Regions from separate parts of the Mus musculus genome. Here region 2 is linked to region 1. The links are chromatin loops, found by intact Hi-C in ENCODE. Cell type or tissue: heart. All regions are shown on one strand. Each heading gives the region's core, and the rest is flanking DNA. Links, peaks and the distances in the headings are about the cores only.

Region 1 (15,394 bases), core at 3,813-11,812:
GAGTGACCTTTTCTGATGCTACTACTGGAGAGCTGCATCTTGGGAGGCAAAGCTAGGACTGAGGAGGAGCCATGTGTGTGCTTGGACATCCTGTCCGGAACCCTAAAAGCCTCGTTCAGCCACGTCCCTTCCGTGAAGACGCGTCTTGAGAACTCCGCTGTCCCCCACAGTACACGAGCCCTTTAACTCCACACGTGACTCGTGTTTACAGAGGCACCGCTGGACAGCCTGTTTGTACCGAGATGCAATGGATGCGTGTCCCATGGAAAAAATGAAAAAGCCATCCCAGCAGGACGCCAGGGCGCAGTTGAGGAAATCCTGTGATGTGTCATCCGAGCTACGCTAGAAGGTCGCCAGAGCACTGGGCAGCCCAGCAGCGGCTCTGTTCTTGAAATGTCACCAGGAGGTGGAGCGCTCTGGGCACAGATCAAGTTTCTGGTGTCTCAGGGATGAACTGGAAAGCCAAAAGAGCTGAGTTCTCAGGCGATGTCGCTGCCTGAATGTGAGTTCCCACTGAGGCCTGGGCACCGAAGTTCTCCCACTGGCTTCTCCCACCACGGGGCTGGACCAGCTATGTCAGGAAAACATCGTTCCTGCCCCCGAGGTGACTGTGGCCATTTTCCTTTCTCTTTTATCCTCATCCAAAGCTCTGTTTCCTGTTCCACCCTTCAACCATGTGAGTTTCCAGTGAGGGTTAAGAGGGCTTGAGGCAGGGCACCCTTCCAGCACCCTCTCCATGACTGTGCCCTGATGTAGCCTTGGCATGTCAAACAACCAGCGCTTTGCTGTTGGGTAGTGGAAACAAAAAGCAAAATATTTTTGCACACACACACACAAAATTTACACATTCTTCCACAATTGTTTTCCCCAGAAATACAACACCTTTATTGTTAAATAGGCTAGAGATCACGTGGTACAAAATTCAGAAGACACCAAAACGTTTAGTGTAAATGGTAAAACATTCACCCTCCCTTCACTGACTGGTAGGGTTCCTCCTACCGAGGCAAGGGCCTCTCTGAGCTGTTTTTCTGTGTATCCTACGTACTTTAATAAGTTTATTTTAAGGTCCACTCCCCTTAACAAACATCACCCCTGTGACTACTACCCTCATCACTCCCTCCTCTCCTGTCACATGATTAGCTGCTATTGGCCTCAGAAGAGGGAGCCAAGGTCAAGGGCAGAGAAAGCATGACATCTGGGAGTCTTGTCTGTAGGGGATAGCCCGCCTCCATCTCCTCTTCCTTTCCCCTCTGCCCTTTTGCTTGGTGAGGTTAGAGTATGGCTGGGAACCTTGAGAAACCATTCTCTCTGGGCGCTGGAAAGTGATAGTACCCATTTCAGGAGGGATCACTGCTTAAACATGACAGCCATGCATAGATGAGGCTTCCTTCCTCTGGTTTCTCTGTCTCGGTTTCTAAAACCTCAATACATTAGGTTTCCAGAGCAGGTCTCCAAAGTCCTTCAACTTACACTTTTGCTTTCCCAAACAGCAGCAAATTCATAGGGTCTAGTATGGTCTGGTTTTATCTGTTCTAAGATTCATGCCTGAGGGGCCTCAGGGGTTCCTGAAGGCGCAAGCATCCTGAGAGAAATGGTCAATGCTCTCTCTCCCTATAAGGACAGTCTGGAGGTCCGGCTGCCTTTCTTGTCAGGGACAGCTGCTCCATGATTTTCAACTTTTTATTTGAGTCTGTAATCACTGTCAAGTAGGCCATGATCAGCATTTACCTTTGGATATGTTGACAGGTGCCTTTAGCTGCCAGGAAACTGGTCATCTCTGACAGGAGATGGAGTCCTTCCTGGGGGTGCTGGAGAAGGCTCTTGTCCCAGCCCTCAATGATAATCTCTAATTTGTTGTCTGCCTCTTTCTCCAAGGTTTCAGGCTTCCTTCATGTATAAATGCTCCCCCAAGTGTACCAGGATTGGCTGCTTCTCCTGTTAGAAGATTCTCTTCTTAAACCCGGTGTGAATAACTCCCTCTTAGTCTTTGTTTAAGTGAGTAAGTTTCTCAGTTATGTATAGAACTGCTGTTTCCAGTAGCCCAGGAAGGCGTTAAACCACTATGTAGCTGAGTATGACCTCGGGTTTTGGTTGTTTTTGTTGTTTGTTTGTTGAGTCAGAGTCTTACTTTCTATTCCTGGTGAGCCTAGAACTCACTATGTACAGAGGCCAGAATAATTTTGAGCTCACAGAGACTCATCTGCTCTTGTCTTTTGGATGCAAGGATTAAAAGGGTGTATCACTAGGTCAGGCAAGCTTGACTTTTGAATCGCCTACCTCTGTCTTCAAGTGCTGGGATTATGGGCACATGTCAGGCAGCACTATGCCTACTTTTATGCAGTGCTGAGCTGAGAAAGCCATAGCCCTCAAGCTTCCGAATGCTGTGACCCTTTAATACAGTTCCTCATGTGTGGTGTGACGCACCCCCCCAACCATAAAATTGCTTTTGTTGTTACTTCATAACTGTAATTTTGCTACTGTTATGCATTATAATGTAAATATCTGATATGCAGGATATCTGGTATGCAGCCTGCAACCCACAGGTTGAAAACCACTGTAATGGAGCCCTGGGCGTGTTAAGCAAGCTCTCTTGTGGCTGAGTCATATCCCCAAGACTTGCTTATCATCCCTCCTAGCTCCCTGCACTAGAAGACATCATCCAGAGGAGGGGGTGGTGGTGGTTTTTGTCTACTGACGCTGGTGTCTCCTAAATGCGTAGAGCAGTGCCTGACACACAGTAGATGCCTAATAAATAGTCAAGTGAATGCTCTAGCTTTGAGGGGTCCTGGCTGATGAACACTTCGTAACTGACACCTGACTGCTTCCTCCTTTCTCTTTTTGGGTCAGGGACTTGCCACCCACAGCCACCACAGGGGAAAGGCCTGCTTGGTTCTCCACGTCTTCTCACTTCTCATCACCTCTGAGTATAACCACTCTTTCTCTCTTTCCGCATTTCTTTCCCTTGCCAGCTTTAACACTTGATTCATTCCCCACCCCCACCCCCGACAATAGAAGAAACCAAGCTTATTTTAAAACTAGAGCCTGTGAGCCCAAAGGACATCTTTCACATATATAAGATACCTTCTATAGCTGACTCTTTTACCCTAGATGCAATAGGAAGCCCCGGCCACTAGTCACTTGCTTGGGCAGCTCATTTGTCTTCCTTTGTACACCCATCCTGCTGGAATACAGGAAGCTGCTCTCGTCCAATCATTCTGACCCACGCAATGGCAACCTTCTGTAGTTCAACCCGGTGATTTTAGTCTCAGTGGAGGCCCTCCAAAGCACAATGCTTGTAAGCCTTATTCTTTCCTTGTGCTCCATCAACACCACTTACCCGCCCCTCTCTGTTCTGGAACCCCTCATGTGCTTACATTAACAGCACAAATAATTCATAAGCATTAGCAAGTCAGCGGGGAGCCCCGCCAATCAATCACTGTCCAGATTTCCTGAGTCTTGATGCGAATGACTGATGGTCTGTGGTGCTTTTTCCAGTAAACTCTTCCCACTAATTCTCCTAAACAATGGCTGCTCTGCAGTATTGGGCTCTGGATATTCTAAACAAATGGTGTCTTCCTGGGGAGGCTGCTAACTCTGCTTGCTTCTCATACTGCTCGGGCACCTCTCCTCCATCAATCTGTTCTATTACTAGAGGTGAACTTTTAGCCTGCTGCATATCTTCTTCTGTCATGAAATCACCCCTCAGTTTGTCGTTTGGGGATTTTTTTGGATTTTGGGGGCCAGCACCACTAAGACAAAGAACAAACTAATTTATTTGAGCTTAATAGCAACTGTTCCTGGGGTCCCTGCATTGCTCCAGCAAACATCAGCAGGACTATTGAGGGGTCTGTGGACTGTGTGTCTTTAGTGAGTTGTTACTCTGCCCCCCCGCCCCAAATGACTGTCCAGGGACACCATCTATCTACATGAGTCCCTTTGGGCCTGGATCCATTCTCCACGGCTCAGTACAGTCTTGTTCGTAACTAGGCCCCATTTGCTGGCTAAATTCAACGGTGAAGATTACATGGCCATCCAGAAACCCCATTCACGTAAGATTGGGCGTGTCGACTCTTAAGATCACCTGTCGTTCAAGCTAATAACATCAGGCCAATCCAGCTGCACCAGATTAAAGGGCTGGACTTTAGTATTTTGGCCCCGAGAACAAAACAGTAACAGGAGACCAGAAGGGTAAAAGTAATCTGCGGTCTACAGAGCACATCAAAGGAGGGTAAGCAAGGCAGACTAAAAGGACAGTCTCCTCTACTCATCAGTCGCACGTGTGCGCGTGCGTGTATGTGTGCGCGTGCATGTGTGTGTGCGTGCGTGCGTGCGTGCGTGCGTGCGTGTGTGTGTGTGTGTGTGTGTGTGTAACAGACCATAAAACCTGACACCCAGCTAGGAGGTCAATGGGCTAGGCTTCAGATCCTCCCCAGTGTCACCAGCTGGGAGCCCACCCCTGTCACCAGCTGTGAACCCACTCCCAACTGCTTTCCATGAAACTTGAGTTTAAAAACTAACAAAACCCAAACCAACTGTCAAGACTGAAGAAAAAAAATTCATGCAAAACATTGGCCACATTTGAACTTAATCACAACGGATTAGATACATACAAGACGAAATTAATTTTATCTTAGGGGGGAATTTTCTTCATTGTGTTTTTAAAATTTTGCTTGTTTTCTTTTTAATGATTTATTTTGGTTTATTCGCATTGGTATTTTACCTGCATATATGTCAGGGTAAGACTGCTGGATGCCCTGGCACTGGAGTTACAGTTATGAGCTGCCATGTGGGTGCTGGGAATCGAACCCAAGTCCTCTGCAAGAACAGCCAGTGCTTTTAAGGGTTAAGCCATCTCTCCAGCCCCTCTTTGTTTTTTTCTTGAGACATGGTCTCTTTATAGAGTCCTGGAATTTGCTATGTAGATCAAGTTTGCCTAGAACTCACAGGGACCTGCCTGCCTCTGCTTTCAATGCTAGGATTAAAGATGTAGGCCACCATACCTAGGTCTTTATGTATTTATTATCACAAACGTAACATCAAGACATTAATCATTTTAAAAAACCAAAAACTAAAATGTCGAAGGTGGGCATGGTGATGCATGACTTTAACCTCAGCACCCAGGAGGCAGAGACAGGCAGATCCCTGAGTTCAAGTTCAGCTTGGTTTACAGAAGGAGTTCCCAGAGTTCCCAGAGAAGGAACTCTCCCAGGAGTTCCCATAGCCAGAGCTACACAGAGATACCTGATAGGTTGGCTATTTGTCTGCCAGTGAAATGGGCCAATTCAAGCCAGATTAGAATATATTAAAGGCAGGTTTAATGGGAAAGGCTCTGGGGGGGGGGTGAGTTCACTGGCCCCAAGGACCTAGGGAAGTCATGGAGTGGGGGGAGGTTAGGGGGAACAGAAAGACAGAAGGTGTGTGTGCAGAAAAGGAGGAAGAGAAGAGGGAGAGAAAGGGAGAGGGAGAGGAGGGACGGAGGGAGGGAAAGAAAGAAGGAGAGAGGAAGGGAGGAGGGAGGGAGGGAAGGAGGAAGAAAGAAGAGGCAGACCAACATGCCTGGATTATATAGTGAAGAGCCTCTCGGAGAAGGGCAGGCCAGCTGGTATGCTGGAATGTTTAGAATTGGGGGCAGGGTATGCCAGGTAGGACTGGGGGATGCTGGGAGAACCTGGACGCCAGGTATGTTTTGGTATGTAAAATATGTACCTTAGTCCCTTGTCCAGGGGTCGGAAACCAAACAAAACCCTGTCTCCAAAAAAAAAAAAAAAAAAAAAAAAAAAAAAAGTCACATATAAAACAACAACAAAACCACTTAGGAGTTAGAGGATAAATTTAAGGGAGAAAAACCAACTCAAACTCCCCAAACTTTATTATTATTGTTATATAGTCTTGGTTTTGGTTTTTAGAGACAGGGTTTCTCTGTGTAGCTCTGACTATTCTGGAACTCTATAGATCAGGCTGACCTCAGACTCACAGAGACCCACCAGCCTCTGCCTCCCAAATGCTGAGATTAAAGGCATGGACCACAGTGCCTGGCTTTAAAACTATTATCTGCATTCTTAGCAAGTGTGTCCGTGTCACCTTTCCACAGTCAATTGTTTTCAGCTTTTCCACTCATCGTTGTTTTCATGTTGCAGTATACTTTCATAATTTCATTTTTTATTGTGTGTATGTATGTATGTATGTATGTGTGTGTGCACACATGTGAAACATCAGAAGACAAGCTGCACAGTTCTCTTCCACTCTGACAGGTCTTGGGGATTGACTGAACTCAGGACAGAAAGCTTGGCTGCAAATTTCCTTACCCACAGACCCTGTAGTAGGGACCCAGCAAGATTTAATTGTAATAATTATTTCAACCAATGTATCAGAACACAATCAGTCATTACTCTACCTTTGAACATCCACTTGTTTCCAGTTGGGCATGTATAAGAGTGAGTTCCAGAAGAAGCCAGGGGTACACAGAGAAGCACTTGTCTCGAAAAGCGAACAAAAAAAAAATTTAATTCGTTAAAAAATAACTTTTAGAGCTTTTCAATGAAGTTCTCAGCTATTTTCCAGCTCAAATCTGAGAACACTGCTTTAAGCAGTGACAGCAAAGAAATGGTAACGATGTATTCCAGCAGGCTTTATTTAAACTGGACAGTTCTAACAATTCCCAGGTCCCTCACCTTAGCAGTCCAAAAAGTGTTAAAGGATGATGGATGAATGATTGAGATAGGCACTTAAGAAATGAGTCTGGGACAGGGCTTAGTTCACTGGAAGACATTCGTGCTTACTGTGTGCAAAGCCCTGGATTCAAGCCTCATCAAGGGGAAAAAACATTTAAGGTGGACTGAATAAATTCCCGTTCTTTCTTTTTTTTTTTTTTTTTCAATTCCCCACACTCCCCCGGATCCAAGCGTAGGCATTTGTATTATTTAGGGCACAGAGAGCGCAAGGCTTTGGTAGCAGATCACACAGCAGCTGGTAGAGGACACTGTGTTCAGTCAGCTGTCTCTGAATTTCAAGTCTTCCCACCATGCTTGGGGGAGGAGGGTGACCCAGTACTCCCTGCAGGGAAGTAGAAGACTGACGGCCAGGTGGGACTCAGTGGGCAGCTTCGCCAATCCCTCTGGGGGTTCTTCCTTCCGGACGCTGGGCTCCCATGGCTCCGAGCATGCCCAGTGCTCTCCCCGCCACTCCGAAAAGTGCTGCCCTGGCGCCCGAGCTCCAGGTTTTGCGTGCGATCCTAGGCGGGGCCAGGACAGTGCAACCCCTAGGACTCCGGGCTCTGTAGGAATTCCCCGGACGCGAGGTTCTGGCGGCGCCTGCAGCGGTGCACTACCTTGGGACAGAGACCGGGATCTAAGCCAGGAAGTCAGGCACGGCTGAGGGTCTCGTGGTGACATGGGAACAAAAGGTTCTCGGGATATCTAGCACCCAGGTCCGACCATAGAATCCTAACCATCTCTCCATCCTTTTGTTATCATATTCATTCAACAAAACGTTTTTAGTTCTTACTGGAAGCCAAGCGTCGTTTAGAGGCTGGGTCTCTTGAGAGGCGGAGTTACCGAGCTGACACAGAGGGGAGGTACTCCTTAAGGGGGAAATCTAAGTCGCGAGAGACAGCCGGCAACATACTCCAGCAGCCCCTCCGCTCGCCCTTCCGTTTCACGGGCACAAAGCTTGCGCTCGTTTTGTTTTGAGGTTTTTTTGTTTTTGTTTTTGTTTTGTTTTTGCACCGGCTTTATCGTCCCAAGAAAGCTTCCTTGTTTAGCTGCGTGACTGAATGGTATTTGTCACCTGATCTGGTTGTTCCACCAGCTCTCACCGGGCCACCCCCTATCTTTCTTGCCTGGCTCCTTTCCCCTGTTCTTAGAATTTATCACCTAATACCCTGCGTTGTTTACGGACCTGTTGTTTGTTGCGAGAAAGTCCCTTCTAAACTCCCAACAAGGGGCAGAGATTTTGTCTATATATTAAGTGTGAAGAACGTAAGTAACTGTTGAATGGATAAGTGATACATGCTTGGAGTGCGGTAATGGACTTGGAGAGGGAGCAAGAGGTCAGGGCTAATTTAGAAAGGTAGCCAGAAAGGTCTCTCCTACAAGAGGCACCTGAATGGTGAGAGGGCTCGAAACACCAGCAAAGCAGGGCAAAAGACGTCCTACCTCGAGGGAAAGGCAGTGTAAAGGTCTCCAGGCGGGTCAAGTTCAGAGGGTATGATGGGGAGGAAGGTGCAGTCGGAGCGCAGGAAGACAGGTGTGGGAGGAGGCGGAAGAGGCCGGCTGGAACGCCCGCCACTAGGGGCCCTATAGGCTTTGGGAAGGGCTAACCTGCCTGGTGTCCTAGGACCAGCAAAGGAGCCCTGCGACCCCCAACTCAGCCACGGAGCCGCTGGAGTCAGCGAGACCCCCAACTCAGCCACGAAGCCACCGCGCAAGGCTCGCTGTCATTTCAGATTCGTTGAGCGCCAAGCCCTTGCCATTCTTAGGCATGCAATCCGGGAAAGCCAGGCACACAGTAGGTGTTCAATAAATGCTAAAAGCACGAATGGCTGCGTGCGTGAGCCAGGGGACCTGGAGGTCTGCGGGAGTTTGGCAGGTGGTCTGCGGAGGCCAGTGGCAGCGTCCCACGAGTTTGCCCCGGGCCCGCCCCTGTCCCGGGTCCCCCGCCCCGCGCGCGGGCCCGTCGCGGCCACAGCCGGGCCGGCGGGAGCCGCCCGCGGGCTGCACTGGGCATGCTCAGACGGCGGCCAGGTCGCGGCGCGAGCGAGCTTCAGTGCCGCCCGCCCGCGCGACCTACCTGGGCGCCCCGCGCCCCCGGATGCTGCAGGTATGGGAGACTGGGTCCTCTGCGGGGAGGGTCGGAGCGCGGGCTGCTGCGATCGCGGACACGCGGGGCTTACCCAACCCCCACCCGGTCCGGGGCTCGGCGGACACGCGGGAGGACTAGCGGTTGAGCTGGTAGCCCCAGGTCTCCGCGCCACGTCGGGCATCCGGGGGGCGCAGGCCCGGATCACCTGGCGGGGCTGGGGCGGGGCGCGGGCGTGGGCGGCAAAAGGCTGGGCGTTCTGGACGCAGCGGCGCGGGCGTGGGCGTGCGCTCCAGTCTGGCCGAGCCCTGGGCTTGGCGCCGAGGTATCCGCAGCCCGGCAGAGGGGGCGCACCGCTGCGGGGATCCAGCTCTCCGCGGTCCCCGAAGCTCAGCCACCCGGGGCGAATTCCCCTTCAGATTGCAAAGATGGCATTTCCTGGGCCTGGCACGAACTCCAGTGCCAAACCAATCCGCCCCGTTCCGCGGGCGACCGGGGTGGCTTCTCTGGTAACTTGCGGTGTGACACTGCTGCGTTGTGCAGGGAGAGAGCGCGCCCGGAAACCCCCGCCCCCGGTTGCTGCCTCCTAAACTTATTACGAACTTGAGGGTTGCCTTTAAAAAATTCATGAGAAGTTAAGATAACTTGACACCTGGGTGTTCCGTGAAGGTACAGGGAACTTGTGGTTGGGAAACTCTAGACCTAGGTTCAAGTTGGGCTCTTCCCCTTGGCCAGCTGGTGACCTTGGACGAGTCGTTTAACCTCTCTGATCCTCCATTTCCTCCACTGCACGCAGGCAGCAATAATGCCCACCTCGCCTGGTTGGTGGTGGATTAAGTAGGATAAATGGTGTGGAGGTGTTTGGCTCCGTGCCCGGCATAAAGCAAGCGAGCAGTTGGCGTGATGTGATTTTAATTCAGTTAGAGACCCTCATGGCTCCCATTTTGTCAGGAAGGTAGAATTAGGCAGTCATTTTCTGGGTCTGTGTTTGTGCCCAGGAGAACGTCTGCTGAGGCTTTGAAAAAAGCAACTCCACAGAGCGGTGGTGAGCTGCTCTTGTTTAATGGCAGTCTTTGTGAGTTCCGAAACTCCAGAAGTTGACACTCGGGCCTCACAGAAAGAACTATTTTTGCAAGATGATCCATCTTGCAAATGTCGAAGCGGATGAATTGGAAATCCTGGTTGGGAAAAAGATGCATATTCTGCAAAGCTCTCATGCTTAACCTTATGTTTTTGGATTGGGGAGCGGGGGTCTCTTAGCTTCTCACAGCGGGTTTGATCGTTCTTTGTGGTGGCTGCTCCTTGTGCATTACAGAGTGCCCAAAAGCCTCTGCTCAGTAGGTTCCAGTAGCAGCCTGCTTCCGACCGTGCCTACCAGGAATGCCTCTATATAGTGTCTGGGTTGAAGTGCCTCACCACCTCCACCCCTCCCCCACCCCACCCCCCGTGTCGTCCCTCTTTCCCCTTTTAGTAGAATTAACTGAGTGAGATAGCCTCCGCCTTCTGTGTAACCTAGGCTAAATGAGGATTTCATCTGGACTTTTGTTTTCTTTTTTTTCAATGATAATATCGAACCTTTGCAGTCACCTTGCAGAGCTGTGCTAGGTATGTGGACTATCTCATTTCAGTTTTACAGGTCTCCCTCTGAGACTGGTGTCACGATCCCATTTTATAGAGGAAGACATTGAGGCTCTGAGCAGGCAACTGTACCGTCCTGGGTATGACTGGGATGGAGGAAACCATGCTTCTGGTTCTGGGGGCAGAGCTTTTTCTTCTGGATAAGACTGCCATGTGTGTCTTACACAGATGTCTTTCCCGATGATTAAATCAAGATCTAGATTGTATTGGAAAACGGAAGCCTTCCTGAGATTGACTAGTTGAAAATTAACAATGGTAAGCTATTTTCTGACTGAGAGTAGGCCATTCTAGTTAAATATTCTAGTATATGAGCGCTCCCATAAATCCCAGCACACAGTTAATGGAATACCAGTCTGCCGAGAATTAGAATAGAATAAAACATGCCTATTACTCTATATTGATCTGTGTTGTCCCTGGTGATTTGTCTCATCCACAGACTAGTGTATGCAAATTAGACCTGAGTGGCAGACTGGAGGTTACTGAGGGCATTTAGAAGAGCTGAGGCATGTCTATGAGCAGATGTTTCTGTTTGCAGATGCAGGGCTGTGGGTAGGCAAACATGGTGAATAAGCCAAGGGACCCCCCCCCCCAACCTGGAATCCAGGGTATCTTTCATCCAGCTCAGGTCAGATCTGTAATGGGCCTTAGTGTGACTCTGGACTCCCAGCTAACCAAGATCTCAGCTTGAAGCCCTCACTTTACCTGATCTCACAGCAAAGGTGTGGTAGTTTTTAATATGTTTGTTGAGGTCTCGACTCCCTGCCAGTAAGACAAGGTCAGAGACAGATCTTATCCCAGAAAGAAATCGAGGTTGTAGGTTGGCCGTTGGTCTCAGTCCTGGGATGGGAATTGCTCTCAGTTTTTGTTGGCTGTGACCTGGAAGTTTAATTACAGTGTTGTGCCCTCCCCTCCAACACACACCACACATATGTGAGCTGGCAAAGGCAGTGAGAACAGAAGTAAGAGGACTCATTGTGGCCGTCTAAGCTACATACAGGTCTGTGGGTGCAAGAGGCACTGTTTTCTAAGATGGGTCTAACTTGCTGGAGGAGCCCAAAGACGTGGCATACACTCTTCCCTTTCAGTTCCCAGGGACTGGCATGTTGGGAAGGGATCGGTGATTTGTGGTCCCCCCTCTCGACCATAATTACAGGGCTCACTCTCCTACATCAGTCAATTCCTGGAAAGCAAAGCCTGCCCCTTTTTCTCTCCTCAGGCTCTGCCAGGGCTGGAGTGCTGGTGGTACCCTAGCCTGGCTCAGCTAGTGGGTGTGTGGGCCAATCCTCTGGGACCTTTCCCTCATTTTGCAGATGAGAGAGGACTGGGTCATATCCACATCGCTCTTGTCCGGGCCCAGTGACCTCAGGCTCTGATCTCACAGAGGTCTCCTAACTCTTTGGCAGAGGAGACTCCATGAATCTCTTTGTAGTGCCCCCCCCCAGCCTCCCCCTCCCCCCCGGCTGAAATCCAGAAGTCTCAAATTTATTTCTAGAGTTTCTGCACCCGAAACCATCTCTACCTCCAAGTTACCTGGCTATCTATCCCAAGGCCCTCCTAAGTGCAGATCCAATAGCAAATGCAGACTTCTGTGAAGTCTCTAATATGTGTCGGGCCTAGAGACTAGAAGATGCTGCAGAGCTAGAAGACGAGCTGGACTGTGAACGTGTGCACAGTGGGGTTGCGAAGACCATGTGCACATGCGTATGTGCATCTATCTATCCACCCATCTATCTCCTGAGTGATGTGAAGGAGGATCAAGTTGGATGCAAGTGATGACAGCCATAGTGTGTTTCTTTTCTCATTGCTGTGACCAAATACCTGGCAGACAGCTTAAGGAGGGCGGGTTTATTTTGGCTCCCATGGTATAGTTTACTGTGACAGGAAAGTCTTCGCTGCAAGGGCTTCAATTACTTGGTCAGGTTGGATACACAGTCAGGAAGCAGGGAGAGGCGACTGCTCACTTTCTCCCTCTTATGTAGTCTGGGACCTGGGATCAGGGGATGGTACCACTCACATTGTGAATGTTCTTCTCACCTTTATTTAACCTGTCTAGAAAATGCCTGGCAGTCAGGCTTGCCTCCTGTGTGATTTTAGGTCCTGTCAGGTTGAAGGTCCTTATTAAGCAGCAAGGATGGCTGTCAGGAAAAACACACAGGGAAGGGTACGGCTTAGCACTTGCATTATGCCTCCAAGGTGGTTGGCATGCAGAGTAATGGGGGTTACTTTCTAGTTGCTGAGTCAGGCAGGCCTCACTCTGTGTAGAGCTAACCGTTAGATTTTCTTTCTTTCCTCTGCATTGGAATAACTTGTGTCAGAGGTGCTTCTCGGGTGTCTCTTATTTCGAGTTAGTATGGCCTTTGCTGGTCACCGGACGCTGCCTGAGTCCTCACAGCCACAGTCTGGCCACTTTGCCTCCCCAGGAAGGCTGCTTGGAAGGCAGGTGAGAGCTGAGCTTGTCTGCCCTGCATGTCTCCTTCAGTGGGTGTCCTCCCACCGATGGAGACAACAGAAGTGCCTGCTGGGCAGCTACCAAATGGAAGATCACAGGAGACCTGGTGGCTTTTTCTCCCTGGTGCTGTGGGGCTCAGCTGACAACATTTTTCCTGAAATAAGGCTGGGCCCTGTCCGTCCGTCTGGTGAAAACGAAGGTTGGCAGGTGTTCTCTCTCTTTAAGAGAAAGCCCGGAAGGTGTTTGGGTAACGAGAGAGTGGAGTTTCTGAGGCAGTTTGATGGTTTATGTGCAAAGTTAGAATACAGGCTGTGGAACTGGGATAGTTCTGGAAACCGCAAGCCCCTGATAAACTGTCAGTTTGCACATGCTTGAACAAACATGACTGCAGCCATGGACTTTCAGTGCTGAGTCTCTGCTACGGCACCCCTCTCTGACTCTAAGGTGTAGCAACTCCTCCTACCGAGTCCATTTCACAGACGCATTGAACAAACGAGGCTGAGAGATGGGAGTGACTTCCCAAAAGGCCCTGCAGCGTGCTGAGGACTGGAACATGCATCTGTCCCTAAACTGATTCTTTGCCTGTAAAGTGAAGACTATCATAGAACTTATGTCCCTTAAACAGGCTTTCTTAAGGGAGCTAATGATCTGGGACATGAAAGTCCCCTCCCTTGGGTATGGGAGTCCCGGAGTCACTGCCGAGTAGCTTCCCCATGGAGGGAGGCCTTCTCCCAAGTCAAGGCTGTGAGTGCTCTTCCTCAGGACTGAAGAAAAGCAGGATTCAGACTGGAGGGCCTTGCTGGCTGGGTGTTGTGTTTATGAGTGGAGACAGGCGTGGGTGTGGGGTGGAGTCCTGGCCTCTGTACCCACCTCCCTTGGATGAGTCAGCTTTGAGGGCCGGGCCTGAGAGGCAACAGCTCCCTGGCAGCCGTCCCTGCCCACTCGGCACATGGTTTGACCCCTTCAGACCCACCACATCCCCTCCCTGCCTCTGGTTGGCAAATGCATGCATGTGGTTTGTAGATCATTATGGTGTCAGGGGGCAGGAGAAACACACAGATGGTGCTTCTCCAAGAGGCAGCTGTCACCACCACCACCACAGTGGCCTCCACATGTCCTGTCACCCGTCCAGTCTATCGCTTCTAGGGTAAGGACAGATCCAAGCTCAGCTCTTCCCTTGGCCCCGATCCACCTACTCTGGCCTTGAGCTTCCAGCCCTGCCTCATGGTCCTGCAGCCTGGGGCTGACTGGGTTTGCAAATGGCTTCCTTCCACGCAGGCCAGCTTAGTGTGGCTTGGGATGTTCAGGCTATCACAACCTTGCCGTGGTAGCCCTGTTCACAGTGGCAACTTTATGGTAATTAGCCTGGTTTGTATTAGTACCTGTCTCCGTGTCTGCCCTGGGAGCCCTGCTACAAAGACAGAGTAGATCTCAGCCCCTCTTTTTGCCATCCTTCCCTCCCTCCCTTTCTTTAAGCTTTGTTTTTTAAATTTCTTCTGACCTAGTCAGACCTAAAGAAAAGTTTCGAGAACACCATGAGGAACACCCCCAGCCCTCATGACCATTTTATCCTATTTATCATAACCCAGTGTGTAGTGTTTTTCCTTGGACATCACTATAGTACACAATTTATTTTACTTTTTAGTTAGAGTGCAAAGACAACAGGTTTTTTTTTTTTTTTTAAAGATTTATTTATTATTATATGTAAGTACACTGTAGCTGTCTTCAGACACACCAGAAGAGGGCGTCAGATCTTGTTACGGATGGTTGTGAGCCACCATGTGGTTGCTGGGATTTGAACTCTGAACCTTCGGAAGAGCAGTTGGGTGCTCTTACCCACTGAGCCATCTCACCAGCCCCCGACAACAGGTTTATAACCTTTCCATACACTAGCACCTTGCTCAAGTTGATTAACCCTCTTCCACCTCTCCCGGGCCTCTTCTCCTCTTCTGCTGGTGTCTTCCTTCTTCTGCTTTCATTGTTTCAGATGTGTGTGTGTGTGTGTGTGTGTGTGTGTGTGTGTGTGTGTGTGTGCTGGTTCATGCATGTAGAGAAAGATTTTCATAGGAGAAAAAAAATAATTATCTTGTTCAAATACCACTTCTTTCATTCTGAGATAGGGTCATATGGAGGCCAGCTAACCTCAGTCTTTATGTGCAGTTGAGGATTAACAGGTGTGAACCACCACGTTGGGTTTTTGTGCGGTTAGAACCCAGAGCTTTGTGCTTGCTAGAGAAGTATTTTGCCAAGGGAGCCTCGTCCCTGTCCCTCTTCTCCACCCCTATAACTTTTAGACTCTTGAAATGAATAGTTACAGCACTGCTGCCTAATCTGTACACCTTAGCTCATGCCACTTTATGCCCTTGGCGGACCCAAAAAAAAGTCTCTGCTTGAGCGTGTGGTCTCTGCTTGAGCATGTGGGCTCCAGTTTTACGTCTCTGTTAGAATGCTCTAAAGCAGAACAGCTCTCCAGCTTGCCCGTGACCTTGGCTTTTTTTTTTGCTCTACACG
Region 2 (15,394 bases), core at 4,978-12,977, 51 kb after region 1:
GTCTGTCTGTCTGCTGATCACAGTGTACCCAAGGTTAGGAAACACACTGATCGGCCACTTCCTCCCTTTATTTGGTCTGGGATCTCAGTCCATGAGTTTATGCCTCCCAGATAGAGGGTGGGTCTTCCATCTTCACTTAAACCTTCTGGAAATACCATCAGATACACCCAGAGGTGTGTTTCCATGGTGATTGCAAATCCAGTCAAGTAGACAAAAAGGTTAACCACTCAAGCCCTTGTGAATAATACCAGCATCAGTGTCCGATGTTCAAAACAAGTTTCTCCTATTGGTAGCTTTCATAACTCTGACACAATACAAAGTGATAATTGTGTCAGAGTTGACATAGATCCTAAGCTTAGTAATGACTTATGCAGCCCACAGAGATTCTTCTTGTCGCATGTCTGTCCAGGATAAAGGAAGACAATTCTGACTGTAGAGAGTTTATTGTGGTGTATACTCTTGAGGCCTGCTTCATTTTTGTAGTGTGATTTTTTTTATTTGCAAGTTCTTTATCATAGAAGTTTTAATAAGTTAAGATAGAGATGGTGTGACAGCCTCACAGATTCACTGGGAGGCTGACATGAGGAAGAAAGTCACAGAGTACCAGGCACCTAACCCCAGACTGCACATAGGAGCTTGCAATGCTGTTTCAAACATCCAGGTCTCAAAACAGCCAGCCCCGTGACCTTTGTCAACCCCAAGGAACATGAGACTGGTTTGTTTAAATTGACAGAGTGATCTCTCCCCCGCCCCGGCACTTCTGCATCGTCGGTATTAGCTTTCAGGAGGCTTCCCTTTTGTCATCTTTGGCCAGACCCTGGAATGTCAATCCCGCTTGAATCTGGGGTTTAAAAAAGAGTGGGAGGTAGGAGCCAAGCGTCACATGTGTGCCGCATCCCTAAATATAAATGCCTCCATGGCACTTCCTGGCCTCACCAGGGCTGCTGATGCCACTCCATGGTGCTTCCTGGCCTCACCAAGGTTGCTGATGCCACCCCATGGCGCTTCCTGGCCCCACCAGGGCTGCTCATGCTGGCCTCCTTTTCTTCTCTCTTTCCCAGGACAGACAGAGATGCAGCCTGCAGGGCTCAGGGGCCTGGAATAGTTTACCCCCCCAGGACAGCTCCATGCTTTCAAAGCTGACTCTGCTGCTTGCCTGGTAACTAGGCTACCAATACTTTCCCTTCAGCCCCCAGTGGTTCTTAGACTCCAGGAAAAAGCCCAGCTGCGTGTCGCACTCCAGCCAAGCTGTGATCTTCACAGACCCACACTCCCCTCTTAGCAGTTTCACAGAGCAATGTGTGTGTGTGTGTGTGCATGTGCGTGCGCGGGCAGCTTGTACAGAGTGCTGTGGGTCCCTGTGCCTAGTTGAAAGCCCATGCAGCAAGCTGTGGGTAGGGAGGCACCCTTGGCTCTTACCCCATATATCCCCTCAGTCCTCCCTAGCACAGAGCACCTAGGCAGTTTGCAAATAGGCAAAATGGTTTTTGCATCTACTCTGTTTTTCAAATGTGTGCTTTGTTGTTCTTGCTCACTTACCACATTCTGAGCACTTGTTAACGAACACGTTTGTTTCCCAGGCATCTATATTTCTTACAACTGAAGATGGATGTTTGCGAAGGAAGGTAATGAGAATTTTGAATTCTTCTTTTCCTGTCAGACTAGCCAGATTCCTGGTTTTCATCTAATGAGCACGCATTCCCCGGCAACAGTATTCGGTTTAAATCAAGTCTGTATGTTAGGCTGGTTTCAACTCCCTCTTGGTTTACAGAGGCTAATGATGGAGAGACTTCATTCCACTTTACTACAATTTTATACAAAGCGCACAGTGATCTTTCTGGTAAAGACTTGGGGAATTTTAAAAGGGAAGAGAAGATTCTGAATGTAAAACAGGCCTCAGCTCGGGTAGCGAATAGGAGTGAGTTAGAGCCATTTCTGAGACCGTGCTACTAAAGAGATTTGTCTTTTCTCTGGGAGGAAGCGTGTTGAGATGAGCACCTGCCCGTGAGTCAGCACACCGGGTATATCCAGGCCATTTCAGTGCTTAGGCGGTATCTGAGAGTGGCCAGAAAGAGGATTAAAACCCCAAGTCCAAAAACTCCTGTCTTCCAAATCCTTAGTATCTTCTTTGCTTTTCTCTTCTTTTTTTTTTTTTCTTTTCTTTATTTTAGTTTTGGTTTTTCAAGACATGGTTCCTAGAGATAGAATGGATGAGTGTGTATGTGCATATGTATGTGCCCATGTGTACATGTATGTACAAAAGTACACATTTGTGCAATTGGTTCTCTCCTTGCACCTTTACATGGGTTCTAGGGATTGAACTTGATGCACCAAGGAAGGCATTTGCAGCAAGCTCCCTTACCTACTAAGCCCTCTTGGCTGCCAGCCCCTTAGCCGTTTTTTTTTTTAACCTTATGGGGAATAAAATGGCAGCAGGAAAATGGCCCATTTACTTCAATTCTCCTCATCCCCACTACCTCCTATGAGTTTAGTTCTACTGTAGAGGGTCATCAGAGGCCCTCAGCCTGCCACGTCACAAGGAGGCTGGCAGTTGTGACTCATGACTTAGGACGGGAAGCCCATGAGGCAAATGAGACCCATATGGGCAGTGGGAGTCACAGTTGGCCTAGGGTTTCAGGAGTGCTGTGGGAGTGACAGTTGGCCTAGAAAAGTCTCTGTGGGGTGCTGGGCATAAGCCAGGTTTAGGATTAGTGGAGAAAAGAGATTCCCCTGGACAGCAAGAAGGCTTCCCCATTCCAGCTAGAAGCCATGTGTGGTTGACTTGTAGGAAAACAGAGAGAAGGGGCTTCTCGTGCCCACTGCAGACGTGTGTCTCACACCCACCAGACGGATGGAAGAGAACAGCTGTGTGGTATTATAGAGGCCGAAGGTTGTGATAAGACATCTGTCTGGAGGGATGGTGGCCGTGCGCACTAGGGCTTCCCTATGCTACAGTCCTGCCAGCCGGAGACAGGAGCCTCCTCGAAGGGGCTGGCTTCAGAACAGTTGACTGCTTAGTGATGACAGAGTTCAGGATCATCACGAGTTCTGTGTGTCCCTTCTCCAAGGTAGCAGTCGTCCATCCCTTCTCCAGCACAAACCATAGACCAGGTGCTGAGGGCTCCTCGTGTGCGAGATAACCCTATGTTGAAATGCCCAGCTCCCCTCTTGAGCTCTTCTTGGCAGTCACAGAAACCTGGTCCAGGGCTCCCTTATGGGCAGGTGCTTTGTTTTTTCCATAAATACTGTTTTCGCATCCATTATGAGGCAGGTTCTATCCCAAGAAACCCTAGGGCCCGTCCGAAGATTCAGAGAGACACAGACGTTACTCATGGGCATCAGGGGCCTTCAGATAGGGAATGCTACCTTCAGATGTACCTTCAGAACCAGTGGGAGTATAGTGGACAGATAGAGAAACAACTGGGAGGCCAACCAGCTTACACTGGCAAATGGGCTGACTCATATGGGGACTTCATGGCTGCCATGCCAACGGCATGCTCTCTCGACTTGCCATGGGACTGGAAGATGCTTTTAAAAATCTTGTCGCCGGGCGTGGTGGTGCACGCCTTTAATCCCAGCACTTGGGAGGCAGAGGCAGGTGGATTTCTGAGTTCGAGGCCAGCCTGGTCTACAAAGTGAGTTCCAGGACAGTCAGAGCTACGCAAAGAAACCCTGTCTCGAAAAAACAAAAATAAATAAATAAATAAATAATAAATAAATAAAAAATTTTCTCGTCTCAGTGTTTGCTCACTTTCCCAGGCGCTGCCCCTAGCCTTTCCCAGCTTGGTTCTTGCATTCAACAGTGGCCCTTGCTGAAGCCGGCAGAGCTTCACAGAGCCAGGTTTGAATGGAGAAAAGAGAGCAATAAAGACAGGTAGCGTCACTGAGAACAGGCGTTTGGGAGGACTGGGAATAGCTGGCATCGAGAACAAACCCAGGCCAGGTTAGTGGATTTCTAATGGATAGCAGGGAGACAGAGATGGTTGAACCTTGTCAACCTTAGCAAGAGCGGTGGGTTTAGGAATAGTCAGTAGTTAGTGAACTAAGTAATTTAATTACAGAATTACAGACGTTAAAATACAGAATTCTTCCTCCTACCTCCCTATTTTTTCCATTTTAAAGGTATCACCATCCAGTCTCTAGGACGTAGTCAGAGCCCTACAGAAAGTCTCAGATTTTTATTATTTATTAGAAGGATCGGAAGGCTGCAGATTTATCTCAGATTCTACCTTTCTCACTTCTCTCAAACCAGAAGTTTCTTTTTTTTTTTTTTTTTTTTTTTTTTTTTGGTTTTTCGAGACAGGGATTCTCTGTATAGGCCTGGCTGTCCTGGAACTCAGTCTCTAGACCAGGCTGGCCTCGGACTCAGAAATCCGCCTGCCTCTGCCTCCCCAGTGCTGGGATTAAAGGCGTGCGCCACCACGCCCAGTTTACATTTTTTTTTTTTAATCTCCAAAAAACTCTACTGTATTCCTAGTGCCACTCGAGATTGATTTGTATCGGAGTTGCCTTGAAGATTCAATCACGTTGTTGATTAGCAGTTAATGGAGAAAAGAAAGCCCCGGGCTACCTGTGATTTATCAATGTCTGTGGTTCTTCTGACTTAGCTAATCCTTCTTTCTCCCGACAGGTTAACCTGCCCTCTCAACTCAGCGGTGGTTCTAGCCTCGTACGCAGTACAATGTAAGTCCTGAGGGAGGTTGACTAGGTGGTGGCTGGCTCGTTCGAGCCACCCTATCACTGGCTGCTCACTGAGGAAGTCTTTTCCTCAAGATGCTGGGGTGGGGTATATATATCTCTTGTTGTCTTAACGGTAAGACTTTTGACCTGAGCCACACTCTCGTCTTGCTTGGGGATATCAGATGGACAGTGGTGTCGGGGGAAGGAATGGTGTGGCATTTCCCCCTAGGGAGCTATGAAACAGCAGACAGATACAACCAGCTTTTTTCCAGAGCCTCTGCCCAGGTATTTGGATCTGGTCTCCGTACAAACCCCGATGGAACAATATTTATATCCCTCACCTCCTCTGAACATGGAAACCGAGCCCTGGCTAGGTTAAGGAATTTGCTGGAAGGCACTCCTGCTGCTTGCTTGATACCTATCTAAAATGCTACTGAGAGCTTACCAATTTATATTCAGAGCCTCAGTGTAGCTATTGGGTTATACACTGGTCTATGACAGAAGATCACAAGTTCAAAGTCATCCTCCGCTCCATAAGGCCAGCCTGGACTACATGAGACGCTCCTTTAAAAGTCTGTGTGTGTGTGTGTGTGTGTGTGTGTGTGTGTGTGTGTGTGTGTGTGTAATTTGAAGGTTTTATTCGGCCCATTTAAATATTATTTTAATATATAATCAGCATAAAAATGAATGAGCTATGGGTGTGTGTGTTGTTCTGTTGTGTTTTGCTTTGCTTTTTAACTAAATCTTTGAAATCCAGTCTTGGTTTTGCAATTTCCACACTTTTCCACTTGAACAAGGCATACTTAACTACAGGTGCCACGGTGGATAGGAAATCTGGGTAGAGTTTTCCAGCTAAGATTTTTTTTTTTAAACTACAGAAGTCTCTTCATCCTGTCAGCAAAACTTAATAATTAAGCATACTTGGTGTCAGATCCTGTGCACGGTGAAATACCACTTTGCCATTCATTAGCCCTGTGGTGCCAGCCCAGAGCTCCCTCTTGGTTGTATAGCGTCATATAGTTTAGCATAAGACTGAGGAGTCCCCTCTGTCTTTGCAGAAGTCTCAGCCCACAGCATGGCAGGTAACTAAGAAAGCAAAATAGTCAGGTCTCAGAGCAGGTGCAGGCCAAATTACCCATCTTACTGTGGCCTCAGAAGCAAAATGGAGAGAGAGAGAGAGAGAGAGAGAGAGAGAGACAGAGACAGAGAGAGAGACACAGAGAGAGACAGACAGAGAGAGAGAGAGAGGAGAAAAGGAAAGGAAAGGAAAAGAAAGGAGAAGGAACCAAGGAAGGAAAGTCAGTCAGACAGACAGACAGACACACACACTTGGGCTACTGGGGAGGCCCAAGCTGTGCTTCCTCCCTGAGCAACAAGAACAGAAACAAGAAAGGAGGTGAAGAACAAGCCTGATGGGCCCACAGCTTACCTGCCTACTGCATGGAGCCAGAGAATGGAGGAACGAGGATGGTGAGGTGACCCCATGATGTCAAGCATACAGCAAGGCTCCTCACTGCTAAGACACACTCAGCCTCAGCTCCATCCCACCAGCCTCCTCTTCTCGTGACAACGAAAAACTCAGAAGAGGTTGCCCTCTGGGACACAGCAGCGTGTTGCATCCACTGGGAAGGACATGAACCAGGAGATAGGGCACCAGCAACAGATCAGAGAAACTCTTCCATCCAAGTCCAGCCTAGTGAGCTGCTAGGTTTTTACTTTAAACGAGTATGGCTGACTTCAAAAAGCACTGCATCACCAGAGTCCCACCCAACATGAATGACCTCCCCAAACTGCACAAATGGAGCTGCCCCTTCAGCTAACATTTCACCTACTGTGTACCTTGGCCCCTTTTGAGATCAGGGAGAGATAGAGCAGTAAGAATGACTGGCCGGAATAATTCTCCTTACTGTTTCTAGAAGGGAGAGTTATTAGGCTCTGCTTTGTGAGGCTCTGGGACTGTAGTCACAGCTGCTATGATTAAGATGGTGTCTGCCCTGTCATGACACAGAGCCGTGATACATAGCCCGGTGTCAGCGTGTCCACATCAGTCTCTAGATTTGTGGCTCCCATTTCTTCTGGGCTGATGAGTGACAGAGGCAGGGCCTTCTCACATTGAAGCCAGGGCTGGATGTTCACTGCTGGAGCATCTGGGCTGAGTGGCAAGAACTTGAGGATGGAGAGAACTGTGCTTGGTTTAACCTCGCCCTGTTCTTTTGTCCCTGTACTATCACCTGGCTGAACCTTAGGCTTCCCACCTGTGAATGGAAGCGGCTGGTCCTTATGCAACACGGCTGCTTCAGATTAAACAGTGCACTTTAAGGTGGCCTGTAGCCAAAAAAAATCCCTTAATATTGAACCTACACTGACCGAGGCAGTGAGAACAGGGATGGAAGCCACGCTCTCTGGGTCTTAGCTTTTCCTCTCATCTGCATGGCTTGACCTTCCAGGCCTCATGTGGCGAGCAGGACCACGTGTCTGTTCTGCTTTGTAGGGCTGTAGGGAACAGAACATGAACCACCGTATGAAGCACTATTACCGTAGTCTGAACTCTTGGCGTCTTCTCCTGCCAGTTCAGAAGAAAACTGTGTTAAGTTGTGTACGAGGTGGGAGAGATGACTCCTTGCATCAGAACGCTTGCAGCCAACAAAGCCCATCAGCCTGAGGTCAGTCAGGAAACCCACAGTGAAGGGGGAGAACTGACTCCTGAAAGTTGTCATCTGACCCCCACAGCTACCATAGAGAATAAAAAGTAAATGCAAAAGTTGCCTATGATAAGCAATAAGCTGTAATTAGAGAAAAATGGAAGGCCTACATGTAAGACATCCTGTTCCAAGCTTCTGCCCTTGGGCTTCCCGCTGTGGAGGATTGACAGAAGAGCCACTGAAGACAGTCCCAGAACCTAAACGGCAGAGCTCGCTGAGGCCGGAAACTCAACATTGCTGTCCTACTAATAAATCATGGGTCGTCAGACAGACGGCTTGAAGTCTAAGTTCTTTATATTCCTCTAGCCTTGATAAATGAATATGCATGTATTTGCATACTCTGCATACATGTTTTGTTTTGTTTTGTTTTGTTTTTGAGACACGGTTTCTCTGTGTAGCCACGGTTTCTCTGTGTAGCCCTGGCTGTCCTGGAACTCATTCTGTAGATCAGGCTGGCCTCAAACTCAGAAATCCGCTTGCCTCTGCCTCCCGAGTGCTGGGATTAAAGGCATGCGCCACCACTGCCCGGCCTACATACATTTCTTATAGGACTGATTCTGAGATATATTGATATTCCTCTAGCCTTGATAAATAAATATACATGTATTTGCATACTCTGCTAACATTTCTTTTAGGACTAATTCTTAGATATAAAATTAGTGGCTCAGAATGTATACTTAGTACCTATTTTGTATGATACATTCTGTCAGGTTGTTTCAAGATGGTTGCCTAGTATTTAAGACCTATCTGTGATCTGCCAACCTAAGCAGTTTCCTATTAGATCAAGAAGTACAATGTTCAAGATAGAAAATACTTCCAGCCCAGTGGCTCAAGATTGCTGCTAGCTAGTCAGGGGCTTATGAGGCACAAAAAGGAAGGTTTAGGAAATATGTAGTTACTCTATAATGTTCCCGAGCCTCTGCCACGAGCAGACTCTATACCAGCCTCAGGTTGAAGGGAGCTCTGCAGCCTCCTGAGGATGAGAAAGAGTGTGTGGGCGGGGAAGGGGGGCTAGAAAATTATCAGAGGAGTGAGCCCCAAGAAGAGGCTCCAAGATGAAGTTAGAACAATGGCAGATGGAGGTCTTGCCCATTGGTCAGATTGATTGATCGATCGATCGCATGAAACGTGGGTGCCTGGGATCACAAGCTTGGGGCACGTGTTCAGCAGACAGATAAGATAGGACCTGTGGTGAGAGCACAGGGACTCAGTTTGTACCTTTTGTTCTGTCTCCTTGTCTGTTTATTATTAGAGTCACCCATGTTGTGTAGGATGGGGGGGCATTTGCTTAAGCCCTCCAGTGATGTGACATTGTCGACACTGTTAGCAGCCCCCCCACTCCACCCCCAGGTTCTTGTAAATGTGTGTGGCTGTGGCTGTTCACTGTTTCCCCCTAGTGGTTATCCCAGAACCCTGTGCCAGGGTAGCAGCATAAGATTTCAAGTGAAAAACTGCCCCGAGGGGAAGGTTCACTGCTCTCACATTGATCAAAATGTTTGTCAGTGACATTGCTAAAGCAAGGAGCTTATAGTTTACTCCTGTTGAATGGAAGCTGGGTGAGTATGGCTAGTTAACAGGACAGACGAGCAAGTAAATGATTCAGAAGGCTCTCCTTGAGCTATCGAAACCAACAGGAAAATTAAAGAGGTTTCTGCCTTAACGCTTGGAAAAAGTATCTGCAGCCCCTTGTTGGCCTTTCTAGGACATCAAGAAAAGTCAGCAGCTCACTGGACGGGCAGGCGGGAGATGCAGCGCTAACCTAGATCCCTGTCACCTCGGTCTTTACTCTGTCTGCTGAAAATAGCCCGGGTTAGGGCTCCCTTGTCCCTGGGTCTCCATTTCTTCCTCTTTAATGGGGACCCTGATGAAGATATATTAATGCATCCTCACTATGAGCCCTTGTAAGAGCATCCCAGTGGTATCTTTTTAAGCATACTATTGTGAGTTTAACCACCTTGCCCCTCACCTGCCACACCCCTGCACTTACTTGGAATTTAGCCCTAAGTAGAAGTTCGAATTAGAAGCATGGGGTTGGAAGCTAATGAAGAGCCGGTTCTTGTGGCCCAGAGATGATCAGACCTGTTCCCATGGAGGTATCTCTCTCTTGTGATGTAACCGATGCTTGTTGATAAGGACCACACTGCAGAGTTGAGGCTAATCATGATTTTCCCCTCGTTGTATCTTAATAGCTCATTTTGGAGACTTTAATTCTTCAATACATCATCCAGGCTATCTTGCCGACAGCCAGTTCATACCAGATCAAAATGATGACTTTTTAAGCAAGGTGGAGTCACTCCATGAACAGCACAGGTGCGGGGACTGGGGGGTGGATGTGGGGGGTTGGGGGAGTGGGGACTGGGCTTAGGAACTCAAGCTCGCTCGGTATTTATAGATAACCTCCCTCTTTGTGTTTGATGCCCCCCTTGCCTTCCTGTGGTTTCCTGTATGTTTAACCTGGGATTGTGGCAACTGTATATTTAGCATCAATTGTGCCTTTTGTAAAGCATAAAAATGCTGTAGGAATTGAGGATGTTAGCTGGCCTGTTCCTCCTCCAAGATGTCATCGCCCTTGGTTAATTCCTTAAGGAGATGCCCGTTTTCAATCTGATTGATTGGCCTCCAAGCTGATAGAGCCAGGCGTACATTTTAGCCGGTTACCCCATGTAATAAAACAGGCCATTCCCTCTGGTGTTGTTGAGTGGAGAGACGGCTGGACTGGCGAGCTGACTGATGGATGGGGTGGGTGGTCCTGGATTGAGACTGCTATTCCTCCACATGGGGAGTTGTCTTCGGACAAGCTTTGCCTCTACCAAATACTTCCCACTCCCAGCCTCTTCTTCCCACTCCTCACGTGACCCAGTGCTACTGTGGCAGCTGCTCTGTTCCCATTAAATGAAAACCACGCTGACCCAGGCCAGCCCTCCAGAGACATCTCAGTTCTTGGGAAGGGCCATAAAAACAAAGGGCAAGTTAGCAGCGTACCTTCTCAGAGGGTGCCGCCAGCCCTTTCTCCCGGAATTGCTCCTGGGACAGAAGTCAGCATCCTAAAATAGCACAGGGCCACTGGCTTTTGAAGCCCGAGGCCACTGTTGAGAGAATAGACAGGCAGAATGATCAAAGATTACCTATTAATTGAGCAACATGGTACGATGAGAGGGCAGGCATCTTGAAAGGTGATAGACAGTTTTCACTGTCGGGAGACCTCCGGAAGAGCCCACCAAGTGGGAAGATGTCTTAGTAAAAACCTAGGGGTCCAGAGGAGGTCAGGTTCCATGGACAAGAAGAAAAACCTGCTTCATTAGCATTTAAAGCTAGAGTGCTTACGGGGGACTGGCCCAAGGCACTTAGTAACTGCTAATAACTTACAGAGGACTATTACAACATTTTTTTCCAGGTATTTTTAACTTTAAAAGCTCAAGGTTATATTCTCCACCTATTGGGTGAGTTTTGCATTTCCTCTTTTCTTCTGCAGTGGGCTAAAGCAGTCGGAAGCCGAATCTTGCTACATCAACATAGCTCGAACCCTTGACTTCTACGGAGTGGAGCTTCATGGAGGCAGAGTATGTACCCTTTAGCTCAGAAACTATTTATTATTTTTAATTATGTAACTTCGAAACCTTCCTTGGGGGATTGTTTCCCTCCCGTTATCACAAACAAGATCTTTTTAAAAGCTATTTAGGGGCTAGAGAGTCGCCTCAGGGGTTTAAGACACTTGTTCCTGCCGAGAACCTCCAGAACCCACATGGAGGTTCGAAAGGTGCACAGACATACACGCTGGCAAAACACTCACGCACACGAAATAGTAAAGAAAACAAATATAATTATTTTTAAGAGAGATACTTGAATGTATCCGGGTCTTATTGGCCATTCAGTTGATGTTTTCCCCACACTTCTGAGGGACCAGGGTGTGGAAGACTTACAAGCTTTCAACATACTGAATGATGATGGGTTTGAGGGCTGAAGCTGTCTCTTGGCTGGTAGAATGCTTGTCTACCATTCATGAGGCCCTGGGTTCAGTTCCCACCAAGGAGGCAAGAGGATCGGAAGTTCAAGGTTATCTTCTGCCACCTAGTGAGACTGAGGCCGGCGTGTCCCCTCATCTCAGATGTGGGGAGGGGTGGTGTTTACTTCCATGGATGCATTTCATTGTATTTTGTTCATGCTTAACCTCTCGTCACCCTCCCCTGTCTCTCCTCCCCCTGGCCCCCCTTCTCCCCTCAAATGCTCCCTCTTCTACATTTACACGACTATAAATCCATTTTTAAGTGGCTGTTGGCTGAGCCAAGGTTTCTACTACATCTTAAGCAGTACTCAGATTAGAGCTGGCTGCTCAAATACAGAAACATGTATATGTTTGTGTATGCTGTGTGTAAGTAGTGTGTGTGCTGCTTGTGTGTGTGTGCATATATATTTGTAGGTATAGCTAGATGCAAGGTACATAATGACTGTGGAGGCCAGATGTTAGTCCCCTTATCGTTCTTTTTTTTTTTTAAGATTTACTTATTTATTTTATGTATGTGAGTGCACTGTAGCTGTACAGATGGTTGTGAGCCTTCATGTGGTTGTTGGGAATTGCATTTTTAGGACCTCTGCTCACTCTGGTCAACCCCACTTGCTCCAGTCGGCTCCACTCGCTCAGGTCAACTCCTCTCACTCAGTCCCTGCTAGCTCCGACCCAAAGATTTATTTATTATTATATATAAGTACACTTTAGCTGATTTCAGACGCACCATACAAGGGCATCAGATCTCATTACAGGTAGTTGTGAGCCACCATGTGGATGCTGGGATTTGAACTCAGAACCTTCGGAAGAGCAGTCAGTGCTCTTACCCGCTGAGCCATCTTGCTGGCTCTTTTTTTTTTAAGGAGTGCATGTCTTGTACCTCACTTCTCATATACTCCCTTTTAAAAAAGAACTATTTATTTATTTTATGTATATGAGTACATTTTAGCTGTCTTCAAACACACTAGAAGAGGCCGTCAGATCCCATTACAGGTGGTTGTGAGCCACCATGTGGTTGCTGGGAGTCGAACTCAGGACCTCTGGAAAAACAGTCAGTGCTCTTACCTGCTGAGCCATCTCTCCAGCTCCCTCCCCCCCCCCCCCCCCCCCCCCCGAAACACACACCTTTATCTTTTAAAACATGTATCACTGAACCTGATACTCACTTCCTGGCTGCCCAGTAAGCTCCAAGGATCTACACGCATCTCCATTTCAGTGCTGGGATTACAGTCATGCAAGACCGTGCCTGGAGGCGAGGAATTGGAACTCCAACCCTCACATTTCCACAGCAGGCACTTGATTGCCTGAGCTGGCTGCCAGCCCTATTCAATTATAATAGTTTTGTAGAAGAAATTATGGTGGCATGATTGTGAGATTGATGAATAGTTTACATTGTTATTAGTTTAGAAGACTAATACATGTCATCTGCTGGGCAAACTTCTGTGTCCGGGTAGACAGTTTCTTGCAATCATTCCATCACCTAGGGGATAATCACTTTTCCCACCTTATAGATGGGAGACTGATTCTCTGGTATCACAAAGGTCACTCAGCACCTAGGAGGTCAGTGCACGGGCTCAGCACTGGCTGTCTTAGTCACCTTCACTGCTGTGAAGAGGCAGTTTATAAAAGAAAACATTTGTTATAGCTCATGGTTCCAGAGAGAGTTCAGTAGTGAGCATGGCAGCAGGCAGCTGAGAGCTACATCCTGATCAGTAAGCATGAGGCAGAGAGTGTGTGAGACCTAACTGGGAATGGTACTGGTGTTTTGAAACCTGAAAGCATGCCCTGCCCCCAGTGACATATCTCTTCCAACAAGGCCCTGCGCACGTACATATGTGTATTTTGTGAGTATGGAGGCCAGAAGTTCATCATGAAAGGAAGCCTGGTGGGGTTTTAGCCTGGTGCCTTGTGCAGATACTTAGGACTTCCTCTGTATCAATACCACTTCCCTATCCAGTCTCTGTATCTCTCTTTGTTCCTGAGTTACTTGTAAGTGATGGCCCCACCCCAATAGAAAGTAAACATTTGTTATACCTGCCAAGTGCCCATGCATATCCACAGATCTGTTATTTATTTTATGTAGGTACACTGCGGCTGTCTTCAGACACTTCAAAGAGGGAGTCAGGTCCCATTACAGATGGTTGTGAGCCACCATATGGTTGCTGGGATTTGAACTCAGGACCTTCGGAAGAGCAGTCAGTGCTCTTAACCGCTGAGCCATCTCTCCAGCCCCTGTCTGTTCTAGGCTCTTATATTCTGTACTTTAAGCCTGATACAAACCTTTTAGGGGGATCCAAAAATGTTTATAATGTAAAAAGGGGAATTGGAGGGGTTCCTAAGCCCTGGATAACATAGGCTATGAGGGGAAGGCCAGCAGGTCATACTCGTGACTGGCCCTGCCCAATGTTTGTACTTAGCCATACCTGATTGGAAACAGAAATTATGTGCGACTCAAGGAAGCAGCTCCGTCCCTTTGAATGTTATTTGCTTATACTCAAGTGGATTTAAAACCGTTTTAATCCTCTCCGTTTTCCTTCTGTGTTTGTATAATATATGGCAGTGCCAGGCACACAAGCCCTTAGCCAGTATAATTCCATTGGATTCATAAGTAACATTTGTTTCTTAATTGGATTTAGAGTCTTGTCTACATGTGTAATCTTTCTTCATCATTTCACAATAGCTAAAGCTTTTTCAGTAATTGAAATTGAGATTTGTACGGAGCTATATGTGGGAGAGGCCTGTTTGAGTCTCATGTGGGTCCCAAAAGCTGATGTTTGAAAATTCAAGAGTGTTTATATGTGACTCTGTGGAGTACGTAATCATATCTGGTAACTTCCTAAACCAGGTATCATGCCGCGCGCGCTTGCACTTGTGTGTGTGTGTCTGTGTGTGTGTGTGTGTGTGTGTGTGTCTGTGTGTCTGTGTGTGTGTCTGTGTGAGTGTGTGTGTGTGTGTGTGTGTTTGTTATGTGCTGTTCACTTTAGAAGAACTAGGTACCAACTACTTGGCTGCAAAGCAAGATTTTTTTCCTGTGTTCATGGCGTTCCCCCTCTTGAGCGGACGCCGCATACTGCTATTTATAAAAGCGTGGGTGCTTTAAAGTTAGCAGAGTAACACACTGTGAACCTGGACGCTTCATTTGTCCCCTCAGGATCTGCACAACCTAGATCTAATGATCGGGATTGCGTCTGCAGGCATTGCAGTCTACCGAAAATACATTTGCACAAGTTTCTACCCTTGGTAAGTACAAACACTTCATATTGTCTGAATCATGCTATAAAAATATGCCGAGCAAAAGCAATGCTAGCTCTAATTTTAAATTTTTATTTCTGAAGAATGGCTGGAACTCCACAGTACTCCCCCCTATCCCTCCCCCTTCCCCTCCCCCCAGTCCTCCAAGTTTTAAGCTCTGAACTCTGAATTTGATCCAGATTGGGCACTTGGAAGAGTTACCTTTGGTTTTCATTAACTTCCCTCCAGTCGTTGTCCTGTGGTTCGGCTAGTTGGTGGATCCATGACATAAGGCAGGTCTTGTTATTGAGAGATCCTCCCATCCTCTTGTATGTGTATGGAATTAGTCCTAGATTCTGGTAACCCTGCACCTGCAACTAGTACTAAGTGTGTGTGTGTGTGTGTGTGTGTGTGTGTGTGTGTGTGTGTGTGTTGGTTTTTTTGTTTTCTCCTCTACATACATGCCTGTGGTAAAGTTTAATCCATGAATTATGTCAACTAAATGGTCTCTCTCTCTCTTAAAAGAGTCAAGGCCGTAGTGTTTTCAAACTGTGATTGACTCCAGGCAACTGAATGTATAGAAAACAAGAGTTGAAGTGGGCGAGGGGAGACCCAATTGGCTTTTCAAGATGAGTTTGAGTTTACTGTGCCCAGGCAATGGAGCTTTCTTTGGGAAAATATTATACCACCCAGATGATACATTTTAATAAATGATAATATAAGCGAGTGCAGGCAGGGGTGGGGCAGGCTGAAGAGAACATGTGCTGCGGGCTGTGAG

The links. Hi-C counts contacts between places; a loop is a spot of excess contacts. Peaks named below come from ENCODE experiments on the same cell type or tissue, not always from the same donor. Only the 100,000 strongest peaks of a DNase experiment are listed, where the experiment ranks them.
Region 2: it touches region 1 in a loop (2.1-fold over the local background); 3 of 42 quality-filtered maps call a loop at or near these places.

The regions. Positions count from the first base shown.
Region 1 is chr4:57,293,704-57,309,097 of GRCm38, reverse strand. It overlaps Ptpn3 (protein tyrosine phosphatase, non-receptor type 3), which reads left to right and starts at 8,729. Exons shown (of 26, transcript NM_001384115.1): 1 at 8,729-8,817. It overlaps Gm12536 (a long non-coding RNA gene), which reads right to left and starts at 9,359. Exons shown (of 3, transcript XR_003955208.1): 1 at 8,788-9,359; 2 at 6,395-7,327; 3 at 182-1,935. In heart, for the core only: CTCF peaks have their summits at 8,301 and 9,152; DNase peaks (open chromatin) are centred at 7,267, 8,267, 8,777 and 9,167; H3K4me3 peaks cover 3,455 bases; H3K27ac peaks cover 1,915 bases; H3K27me3 peaks cover 1,815 bases.
Region 2 is chr4:57,244,206-57,259,599 of GRCm38, reverse strand. Ptpn3 (protein tyrosine phosphatase, non-receptor type 3) reads left to right here. Exons shown (of 26, transcript NM_001384115.1): 6 at 1,581-1,625; 7 at 4,631-4,683; 8 at 9,572-9,692; 9 at 10,855-10,942; 10 at 14,537-14,625. Among named protein-coding and RNA genes, the nearest start is that of Gm12536, 48 kb to the left of the region's middle. In heart, for the core only: a CTCF peak has its summit at 8,802 (motif pointing left); no DNase peak of the experiment used is centred there; H3K27ac peaks cover 528 bases.